Linked DNA regions of Homo sapiens: region 2 is linked to region 1. A link is an interaction called in ENCODE POLR2A ChIA-PET data of the cell type or tissue named here. Cell type or tissue: PC-9. All regions are shown on one strand. Each heading gives the region's core, and the rest is flanking DNA. Links, peaks and the distances in the headings are about the cores only. Region 1 overlaps ATP2B4 (ATPase plasma membrane Ca2+ transporting 4). Region 2 overlaps SOX13 (SRY-box transcription factor 13).

Region 1 (5,372 bases), core at 76-5,075:
GGACATCAGATCTAAGCTGGAATCAGCATCTGTTGGCGTTTGGACTGAGAGACCGAGTTAATTTACTTCGGAGAGCTAAGTGGGAAGGCCACATGGACTGACAGATGGAACCTACTGCCTGGTTCACCCACAATGGGTCCTGTGCTTGTGGATGAAAGAGCAGGAGCCCATCTGTGAAGAAGAGAGTGCTACAGCTCCAGGATGTAGGTGTGGCTCACAGAGGGGCTACACTTCCCACACCTAAGTTCTGTGCTATTTCCCTGTAATGGCCTAATAAAGCTCCCTTTTACTTTTGCTTCTCTGAGTAGGCTTCTATTCTCACAACCAGATGATCTCCAAGAAAAAGCCTGTACCTGTCTCAGAAGGTGGTTGTTGTGACATAATTTGGAAGCATCTGGCATTTAGTCGACATTCAATAAATGCTGTTGAAACTTCCCATGTTCTTGTCAACCAGTCAGTCACTCAGCCATGGAAAGAGGAAATCTATAAATGGGCTAAACTAAGGGTGCATCTTAGCCTTATGGTTTATGAACATCTTTATCATGTGGAAAATGAAGACAATGCTAATATCGACCTCACTGTTCACTGAGAATATTAAATGAGATGATTCAAGTTTAATACCTATCACATAAATAATAAATGTTAGCTCGATTATTACTTCTACCAATGTCATTGTTATTTAAGATGTGACAAGAGCAGGGTGCAGTGGCTCACACCTCTAATCCCAGCACTCTGGGGGGCCAAGGTGGGCAGATTGCTTGAGACCAGGAGTTTGAGACCAGCCTGGGCAACATGGCGAAACCCCACCTCTACTAAAAATTCAAAAAAAAAAAATTAGCTGGGCATGGTGGCACGCACTTGTAGTCCCAGTTACAAGGGAGGCTGAGGTGGGAGAATCACCTGATCCTAGGAAGTTGAGGTTGCAGTGAGCCATGATTGTGCCACTGTACTCCAGCCTGGGCGATGGGAGTGAAACCCTGTCTCAAAAAAGGATGCAACAAGTGTTTTAGATCTTGATCTAAGCAAGGAGGGAGGATGCAGTGAGAGCAGGAGTGGGAACACACAGAGAACAGGAGGATGTTCTTGGGAGTGGGGTCAAGGGGTTGGGCAGTCAAGAGAAGGAACTGAGATGAAGAGTGGGGAATAGGAAGAGGGGGTCACCGGAATAATAAGCTTTACGTATATCTAGCACTTTAATGTTTATGGGATGCTTTTACCTACAATACCTTATTTGTCTGTCATAACACTCTATGGGGTAAGTAATGAAAGGCGATATTATACAAACTTTAAAGAGGGCAAAACTCAGGCTAGGTGCAGATGTGTACAGCATGTACCAACTGAAGCTAAATCCACTCCTTTATCCTTTATACCACATTGCCTCTGAAAATAGGGATTAAGAGGCTGAAATGAGAGGTAAAGACTGGAGGAGGAACTGGAGGGCTTCTCTGGAGAGGTATTGTTCTATTTCTCAGTACCATTTGGATTCCTCTGGGCATCCCAGCAACAGAACATCTCCACCCCATCAGAGGCAGAGGCTCCGGATATAAGCAGGGGATGGTAAAGTCAGGTAACACTGGGAGGCCAACCGAGCGGCTGAATAAACCAGGCTGGACCCACACCCAGCTTCGGCACCATGCCCTGGTCCAGGAGAAGGCTTTCTTCAGCAAAGGACAAGCGCAAGCCCTTTACCATTCAGGCCATGGTCTCACTGCTAACACCAGGGGCTGCCCTGCAATGATATCTAAGGCCCCTACCAGCTCAGTTGTGCGTCGGGTCTAGATCTTACCTCCCTGAAGTCAAGGGTTAAATGTGCTCTCCAGGGAAACAGATGCAAACTCCCTAGAGCACTACCAACAAGCGGGGCTTGCTGTGAGTCCCCAGGCTTGGGACAATCATCCCTGAGCTTAACATCAGTGATGCTGAGCCCTTCCTTTGCCTCCCGGATACCACTTCTTCCCAAACCCTTAACATAGTGCTTGGCATATGGTCTGTGCTCGCTTCATGTTTGTTGGATAAATAAATGGATAAGTGAACAAGCAAATGAATGACAGATTGGCTCTGGCAATCAAATCAGCCTGTGCTGTCACATTATGGTGGCCCCGCCCTCTTGACTCTTAGATCCCAAATCAGAGCTCAGCAGCCAACCTGACTTAGTCAGCTGCTAAGGAAGGATGGAGTTAATAGTGCTTCCCCTCCTTCCCCTCTGCACTTCCTCTGACCTTTTGGAGGAGGCACACCCTGAGGAAAGCGTAGGGCCAAGAATACCCCGGCAGGAGGAGATCTCTGCACACCTCTTCCCAGGACTTCTGCTTCCCCTCTCAATTACTCTGCCTCTCTCAGCTCAAGGCCCAGTGTGCGAGGAGGAGCCATGGAGGGGACTGTTAGGAGCTGCACGGTGATACGGGCAGTGCCAAATACTTCTTTGCATTTTCTGTGTGCTAATGACCTTAATTGTTAATAATAACAGCAACAGTAACAATCATGCCACCAGCACCTTTATGGTTTCTAGAATCTGTCTTCCAAACTGCTCCTAGCACATGACCTCACATCAACCTTGGAGGGACGGGGATAGTTCTCTCTGCCATGTGGGTAGAGACATTGGGAACCAGGGAAGTTTGGTGTTGATCTGGTCACACAGTGTTGCAGTGATGGGGTCGAGGTCCCAGTCTTGGAGTGGGGAGAACTAGGCTGTACCCCCACCTCTGCCTCAAACTAACCCAGTGTCTTTGGGCAAGTCTCGAGGTGCCAGTTCTCTGTCCATCTCAAATGCTCTGTCTCAGTAAAATGAGCCTGGTGACAAGCCCAAAGCCTGGTGACCGTCCTCCCCTGTACAAGGTCAGAAAGCTCCTGGAATGGATGCTTGCTGCTTGCTGTGCCTGTCCTTGCATCCTAACAGATGTCGTACGAGTGCTCCCCACAAAGAAGGCTGTAATATGGACAGCAGGGAGAAAACATCAAAAAATCATCCTAATGGTCCATAAGTGCCAGGAAAGCAGACAGGTGGCAGGCCGCTGCTGAGGCCAGATGCCATCCTGCCCACAGTACCGGTACTGGCTCAGACAAAGGCTGGAGGCCTTCCAGCGAGTGGGATCAGACAGCCTCCCTCACCTGCCAGAGTATCCGATTCTCCAGGATGCTCTGAGTGTCCTCAGTCGGGTGGTAGCAGCACACCCCTTCCTCCCCATCTCCCCTCCCCTCCTCCATCAAATCTGTCCTTTCTCTTTAAAATCCTGTTTGGCAATCACCTCCTCCATGAATAATTTCCAGTTGAGCCCTGCCAAATTCTAGTCTCCCCATTCCCACTAAGACCCCTTCAGCCCCCAGCCATCCTATTAGCAGTTACCAGCCATCACTAGGTCATGTGTCCCTGCACCAGATGAGATTTCAAGTGTGTGTTCCCGCTCTTGTATCCCACTAGACAGAGGATGAATAGGGCCAGTATTTCCATTTCCTCCTTTCTTAAATTTTCCTCCGTCTTCAGCTCCCAAGATAGGAAGCAGGGCATTTGGGACACAAGAAAAGCAGACTATAGATGGATGATACATTCCTCTCTACCTTGGGCAGCTTCCCTGGCCAGTTGCCAGGAAGGCTAATGCTAGAATCTCAACCAGAGTCCAAACAAGGGCTCTGCCAACATGTCTACCTCTAGGGCTGAAAGTCTGGATTGGCAAGGAGGGTAAGCTGGCCTAGCAGCTGGCAACTTTGCCTGAATTTCTAATCCAACCCACAGCTCAGATGAAAACCTAATCTCTGCAGCTCACAACACTGACTGTAATGCCACTGACATTATTCCAGTGTCGAATAATATTGTTAGGTGAGCTACATGAAATTGCCTTTGTAGGTCAAAAGTGGTTGTATATTGGCTTTTTTTTTTTTTTTTTTTGAGACAGAGTCTTGCTCTGTCACCCAGGCTGGAGTGCAGTGGTGCGATCTCGGCTCACTGCAGGCTCCGCCCCCCCCCGGGGGTTCACGCCATTCTCCTGCCTCAGCCTCCCCAGTAGCTGGGACTACAGGCGCCTGCCACCTCGCCCGGCTAATTTTTTCTATTTTTAGTAGAGACGGGGCTTCACCGTGTTAGCCAGGATGGTTTCAATCTCCTGACCTCGTGATCCGCCTGCCTCGGCCTTCCAAAGTGCTGGGATTACAGGCGTGAGCCACCGCACCCAGCCGTATATTGGCATTTTCATATGGTTCAATATAATAACTTTTGGGGGGATTATGTGCCCTAGGAAACTTTGTGAAAGTTTGAATTTCTCTACCTCTAGCTAATATTCCTTAGTTTCTGGCCTAGGACATAGCAGAATTACGGCCTTGGAAGGTACTTCCTAATTGAAGTTCCCGGCAGGTGGAGGTGGGAAATCTTAGAACCTGTTCTACTCCCAAACATCAATGGTGGCAGTTCAAAGCCATATGCTTTTTGGCCTCTTTTCCCCTGGTCATCCTGGGCAGAAGGATGGGACTTGGCTGCAAATTGTTACATTGTGCTAGACTCTATCTGTGATAAAAGAGTTTGGTTTGGGCATTGAGAGTTTTACTCCTTTGTCTTCTATAGAAGAGGAGGGTCTTGAATCAGGAATGTCTGTATGTCCAAACTTGGTTTCATGTAACAGTGCAGTTGATGAAGGCCCAGAGATATCCCCTGCTTCAATCAAGGTTACACAGCAGACAAGAGTCCAGATTACCAGTTTTCTGACTCCCAGTCCCGTGCTCTTCTGGCAAGCCTGGCAGCCCACTAGAACAAACTCCTCCCTGTCTGCCCCCTTCCAACTTCCTGGCTCCCGCTCTTTCAGGCTCCCTCACCAACACAGAAGGGGAATTGACTAAAGGATTAATAGCCGTCACCTACATGAGCCTACGTAAAAAGAGCCCTGAGTCATGTAGGGCCTAGCCCCAGGGTTTCCAGGAGAAGAGAGGGAGAAAAAGAGAGAGAGAAGCCATCCTGGAAACTCAATCTCTCTCCAGAGCGACGATCAGGATGGGGAGGCGGGGGTGGGTAGCACAATGATTTGGGTCAATGACAGGACAGCCAGGTGTGCTGCCCTTGCCAAGGGAGTGCCTAGAAGGCCTTGCTTAGCTCAGGCATGAAGGCTCCAGGCAGGCACTGCTTGCTGGTTTCTTTCAGAATCACCTAATTAGAGAATTCTAAGGGACACTAAAGGTTTGGTCAGCAACAATCTCTGGGCTGTTTGGTGAATTTCTTCTCTTACAGCCTGGGACCTGTCTCCTCAAAAGTTAGGTGGGTGACTCTGGAAGCCCTCAGTCCCCAGGTTCCCTCAGCTGGCCCCATGGCATGGTGGGAGAATGCCTGTCATCCTACCTCCCTTTGTGGCCCACTCATCAGGGCCCAGGTGCTCCTGTCTGGACAGGAGAGG
Region 2 (5,372 bases), core at 249-5,248, 460 kb before region 1:
GCAGGAGGTTTTAAGGTCAGTAACCTCAAACTCCACTGTCCCAAAATGCCCAGAAGCCAAAGAACGCTGGGTCCACAGGATACAGGAGTTACTGGGCTCCCTCAGTTTCCACCCTAGTCTGATGCCTTGGTACTGGTCAGAGGCCACAAGTCCACAGGGTAGCCCGTCAGCCCCTCGCTTGGATGGAAGTGCTCCTGCGTGCCCAGTTTCCTCTCTTGCCCAACCTCAACACATTTTATAAACAGAGAAACTGAGGTCAGGAGATGTTGAGTTCACGCAGCTTTTGGGGCAGCACTGCTTCAAGACTGTATAGAATGGCCGGACTCATATCTGTAATCCCAGCACTTTGGGAGGCTGAGGCGGGTTGATCACCTGAGGTCAGGGGTTCAAGACCAGCCTGGCCAACATGGTAAAACCCCATCTCCACTAAAAATACAAAAATTAGCCAGGCATGGTGGTGCATACCTGTAATCCCAGCTACTCAGGAGGCTGAGGCAGGAGAATCGCTCAAACCCAGGAGGCGGAGGTTGCAGTGAGCCAAGATTGCACTGCTGCACTCCAGCCTGGGTGACTGAGGGAGACTCTGTCTCAAAAAAAAAAGAGATTATACAGAGTCAGAGGCCTTCAGCCAGCTGGGGCGCTAAGCGGCATCTCTGCTCTGCCCTCCCTTCCTTCTCAGGAACCCACCTCACAATCCCTCTTCCATTCTTCTTCCTCTGTGGTCTTATCTCACCCAAGTGAGCATCCTTAAGAAGTGAAGACCTCTAAGGAGAGGGCTCCAGCCATCTTCGCCCTTGACATGCAGAGCCTTGAGTCTCAGCTTGTGCCTACCAGGCCCCGAGGCCCCCAAATCCAGCACCTGAGACAAGGTATAGAGAGGCACCCGCCTCCATGGAGGGACAGTGGCTCAAAGCATGGCGCTTATATGACAAAGCCCGCTGCAGGTGCCGATCCTCTTCCTCTCTCCTCCCCACAACCAGCCCTGTCACGGCCCCTCTGAACCCCACCAACCCACAGGCGCACACAAACCTAGCCCCTTTCTGCCCAAAACAAATCACCAGCCACTTCCTCTTCTAACCAGTCAACAACTGACCCTGTTGGATTGGAATCAAAGGAGTTTTTACTGTCAGTCCTTCCTCCCTCCACAACGACAGCCTTCCCCCACCCTACAAAAAATATCTAGATGAAGATAAAGATAGAGATAAATTCCAGTCATCGTAGCATGACGGGTGACTCAGACCCTGGGGTACAGGAAGCCTGAACAGACAGGCAGACCCTCTGAGAGGGCCAATGGCTACACTTCCCCGCTGGGCACACACTAATCCCCCTCCACTGCTGGCTCCCACTCCCAAGCTTGCTCTGAGTGGGTGGTGCCAAGGGGCATCACCAGGGAAAGAGATCCATGCAGCAGGGGTGGGGCAGGGCTTGAGTCCCAGGGGAATGCCACTTCCTCTGAAAGCCCCCAGAGAGCTGAGAACCTCAGGCTGCCCTAAACAATAGGCCAAGGCGTGGGTGCCCAGAACAGTGCCCCGGTGCCACATCCTGCCATTCTTCTCACAGACCACACCCTGCCACCCTTCCTGGCTACACCCGATCCTATCTCTAATGTTTACTCAGAGCTGGGAGCTGGACTGGCTGCAGGCTTGGGACAAAGCTTTCCTGCGAGTCCCTCTCACCCTTTCCAGCCTCTGTGAGCCCTGGGGGGTATCAGATCCAGGGCACGGCCGGTCTGGTCTAGCCCAGCTCAGGGGGGCCACAGCCAACACTCCCTCGGCTGTTTCCAGGCTGGTCAGGGTGGCATTCACCTGGTAGAGTGGCCAACATCAGACAGAGGCTGGGTCAACTCCCAAGCATGGGAGAAGAGGCACTTCCCCACAGCACCTCAGGTACAGAATCACAGTCCAGCCTGAGCTTCTGTGGCTGCCGGGACTCAGCTGACCCTGGCCCAAGGGCACAAAGGAAAACAGTGGCCAGGGAGAGACTGTAGCTGTGATGTTCCCACCTGGTCCTCAGGCCTCAGAGGCACCTGAGTCTTCTCCCAACCCAGTGAGTGGGTCGAGAAAGAGACAGATGGGACTGCTTGAAAGCGCCATTGAGGCTCCCAGTGTGATGTGTGCCTCCAGAAGGTCCCAAACCGAGAAGAGGTCAACAGTGTCTCTAGGAGGCCCTTCTCTGGAGGCCTTCCTGCCTCTAGAACCCAAGCCTGTCTCCAGGTTCTCCTGCACCCCAACAGTGCTAGAAGGCAGGGGTAGGCCTCATCCTTGTTTCCCAATGGCAAGGCCAAGCCTGTGTCCTGGACAGGTGAGCACATCTGGCTTCCTGCAGGGACAGTGCCCAGCCTAGGGCTGGGAGATGCAGAAATTGTGCAGCTGAGGCTGACTGGCCATGTCAAAGGCCCCTTGGGGGATAGCCCTGAATACTGACCAAAGGAATGGGAGGCAAAAAGCAAGCATGCAATGCTACAGCACTTACTTGGCTGCAAGCACTAAGTGAAAGGCTCTTCATTCACATTCCTGCTTAATCCTCACAAGAACACTACAAAGACTAAGGCTCGGGGGCTAGAACGTCCTACTGAGGGCCCAGCAGAAGTAGCATTTGAACTCAGGCCTCGCTGATGTCTAAATCCACATCCTTTCATTTATCAGCTGATGCCCTGGCCACTCTCCTCGGTGCAAAATAACAGGCTCTGGTCCAGCAGAGATAGAATGGCCACTGTCTTCACCTCTTACAGGATTGCAGTTGTTTCTGACTTGAGTCATAGCCAAGGAAAACTTAGTCAAAAGAAACCCAGGCAGCTCTGGCAAGTTGGGGGAAAGACTTCACCTCTCAAAACCCCCATTTCTTCATGTGTAAAATAGAGATTCCAAGAACTATTTTGTGAGTAAGAGATAAGGTATAATTACAGAATCTGGTACAGAATATATGTTCAGGGAAGGAGGTAAGGAGAAAGAGCCCTAAAGCAGGAAGGAGTCCCTCTCCCTCCCTGCCCCCAGGGCAAGGGGGAGAAGGACTCACACCCTATTCTCCTCCCCAGCCAGCCCAGCTCTTCCGGAGGCAGGTGGGTGGGTGTGATGACCCAGCATTGCTGGGAGGCATCCTGGTGTGGCTAATGGAAAAAGGACTTTGTCACATGGACCTGTGTCTGAAGACTGGCTCTATTATATACCACTAGATGTGTGGCCATGGGGAAGTTTCAGTTTCTCTATCTCTAAAATGGGAACAAATAACACCTACCCCATAGAGATAGAGAAGACTGAATATGATGGTGTTTGTGAAAATCAAAAAAATGTTTGCTCCCTGACCCACCGCCACCCCCTTCCCCCACATGGTCAAACAAGCAGAAGACATGCACCTGCAGAACACCAGGGCCCGCCACCCTCTTCCTCCTCCATCTGCTCCATGTAGGTCTCCCTCCCTAGCCTAGGTTATCAGTTTTCTGAATGCCCTGTTGATGTCCCCAACCACCCTGGAAGCCCCAGCAGGTGCCCCACAGTGCAAACAGGCGGAAAGGCTACAAATCTGCCAAGGAAGCCCCACATTCGCAGCGCCACCGCTTATCTGGCCAAGCCACGGTGCCTTCCCTTCCCCGGCTGATGACACAAAAGCTCTGCAGAACTCATGAGCTCCCTCATTTCCTCTGGAGCCCACAAGGGTGAAGTGCTATATCATTAACCCTTGCGTTCTCCTGCCAACCCCAGAGGGAGAGGAAGGTGGGGACCATAGGGATGACTACAGACAGCGGAAAGGACAAGCGCAACTAGTCTGCAAACAGCCATGTTTACCCGCCAGGCTGATGAAATCTCACCTTTGCCAAACACTCCTTCTCCCAGTACTGGGGTGGGCTGGGCATTATCGGCTTTTGCTTTGTGACAAGTCTAAGCCATGTAGACTAAGCCCTCATAGTACATGGTGAAATGAGGCTCTGGGAGACACGCAGCATTGGTTCAAACCCAGCATCCGTCTTAACTAGCCAACTAGTTTAACTCTCTCAGCCTCACCATGTTGCCCAGGCTGGTCCTGAACTCCTGGGCTCAAATGACCCTCCTGCCTTTATCTGTAACTGGGGCAAATAGTAATATATACTCACTAGTGGGGTTTCAAAGAGTAAACGAGATAACACAGGCAAAGCCCAGTGCCTGGCACACAGCCGTGATGAACAACTGTAATGGGCATTTTACCATTGTCATCTAGATTAGGAGGTGAAGGGTGGAAAATTGGGAAGCAGCTGGGCTCTAGGTAGCCCAGTGAATACTTGAGACTTAACCTCTTTACACCTCAGATTCATTGTCTGAAATGGGGGCTAACAATACCTACCTCTTATGCTTGCTAGAGAACTGATAAGTTATTATATAGAAAATACTTAGCCCAATGCCTGGCACAAAGCAGATTGGCACTTAGTATTGTGGTGGCTGAATGAAGGACTGTGTTTCCAGGAAACCTCTACCAGCCAGACCACTCAGCCCCAAACCAGTATGTTTCCAAGGCCTCCTGCCACTTTTTTTTTTTTTTAAATAAAGAGGGAATCTCGCTATGTTGCCCAGGCTGGTTTGAACAGCTGGGCTCACGTGATCCTCCTGTCTCAGCCTCCCAAAATGCTAGGATTATAGGTGTTAGCCACCGCGCCCAGCCATCTAAGGCCCTTCTTAAATGCATTTCAAATATCAGCCTCTACCCATCTGTGAGCCCACAGCCCACTCCCAAAGTGGGCACTTCCACACAGCATCCTGGGATCCCAAGGGCTCAGGAAAGGTTTCTCTCCCCTTCCCACCTCAGGCACCCAACTCATTGCAGAGGCAGGAGAAATGGGTCCACGATCCAGATGGGTAAGTGGTACAAGAAAGGAAGAGAAGTCAGTAAATTTCATTCACCCAGAAAGCCACCAGGCAGTGTTGACAGGAGCACAGCCTTGAATGCAAACAGTCAGCAAACAACTTTGGCCTCCTCCTCTCCTCCCTGGGATTGTCTCCCTAACACTCCAGAAAAAATATATACCTTGACAGAAGGTCTAGGGGCTCCCTAAGAGATTCAAGCATCCAGCTCCCAGCTTGGCCAGCCCTTGAGGAGGTGAGCAGCAGCTCTATGATCATGGCAGCCAAGGCTCTAGGCCAGACTGGCACACCGGCCTCCCGTTGGCACAGCCCGCTTAAGCCTAAGGTGTCCCCCATCCCAGGGGTTCTTGGTGGAATGACACTCATGCCTCATGTAAGCCTAATCACCACCAGCTCCCCTAACACAGGCTCGCTCATCGGACACCCCAGTTTAGCAGCTCTTCCTCAGGCAGCATTCATTCTTCCAGTGAACAACGCGTTCCGTTCTTTTTCTCTCCAAAGGCTGCGTTTCCTCTCCCATTATCTACCCTATCGTCAGCCAAG

What was found. ChIA-PET counts read pairs that join two places held together with the same protein. Peaks named below come from ENCODE experiments on the same cell type or tissue, not always from the same donor. Only the 100,000 strongest peaks of a DNase experiment are listed, where the experiment ranks them.
Region 2: POLR2A ChIA-PET joins it to region 1 with 12 read pairs; 2 of 35 experiments call an interaction of 5 or more read pairs at or near these places.

The regions. Positions count from the first base shown.
Region 1 is chr1:203,635,947-203,641,318 of GRCh38, reverse strand. The region is part of intron 1 of ATP2B4 (ATPase plasma membrane Ca2+ transporting 4); the gene reads right to left. Among named protein-coding and RNA genes, the nearest start is that of ATP2B4, 12 kb to the right of the region's middle. In PC-9, for the core only: no CTCF peak of the experiment used is centred there; no DNase peak of the experiment used is centred there.
Region 2 is chr1:204,100,642-204,106,013 of GRCh38, reverse strand. All of the region lies in intron 1 of SOX13 (SRY-box transcription factor 13), which reads right to left. Among named protein-coding and RNA genes, the nearest start is that of SOX13, 30 kb to the right of the region's middle. In PC-9, for the core only: no CTCF peak of the experiment used is centred there; DNase peaks (open chromatin) are centred at 1,223, 1,573, 2,483 and 3,053; H3K4me3 peaks cover 2,841 bases; H3K27ac peaks cover 5,000 bases.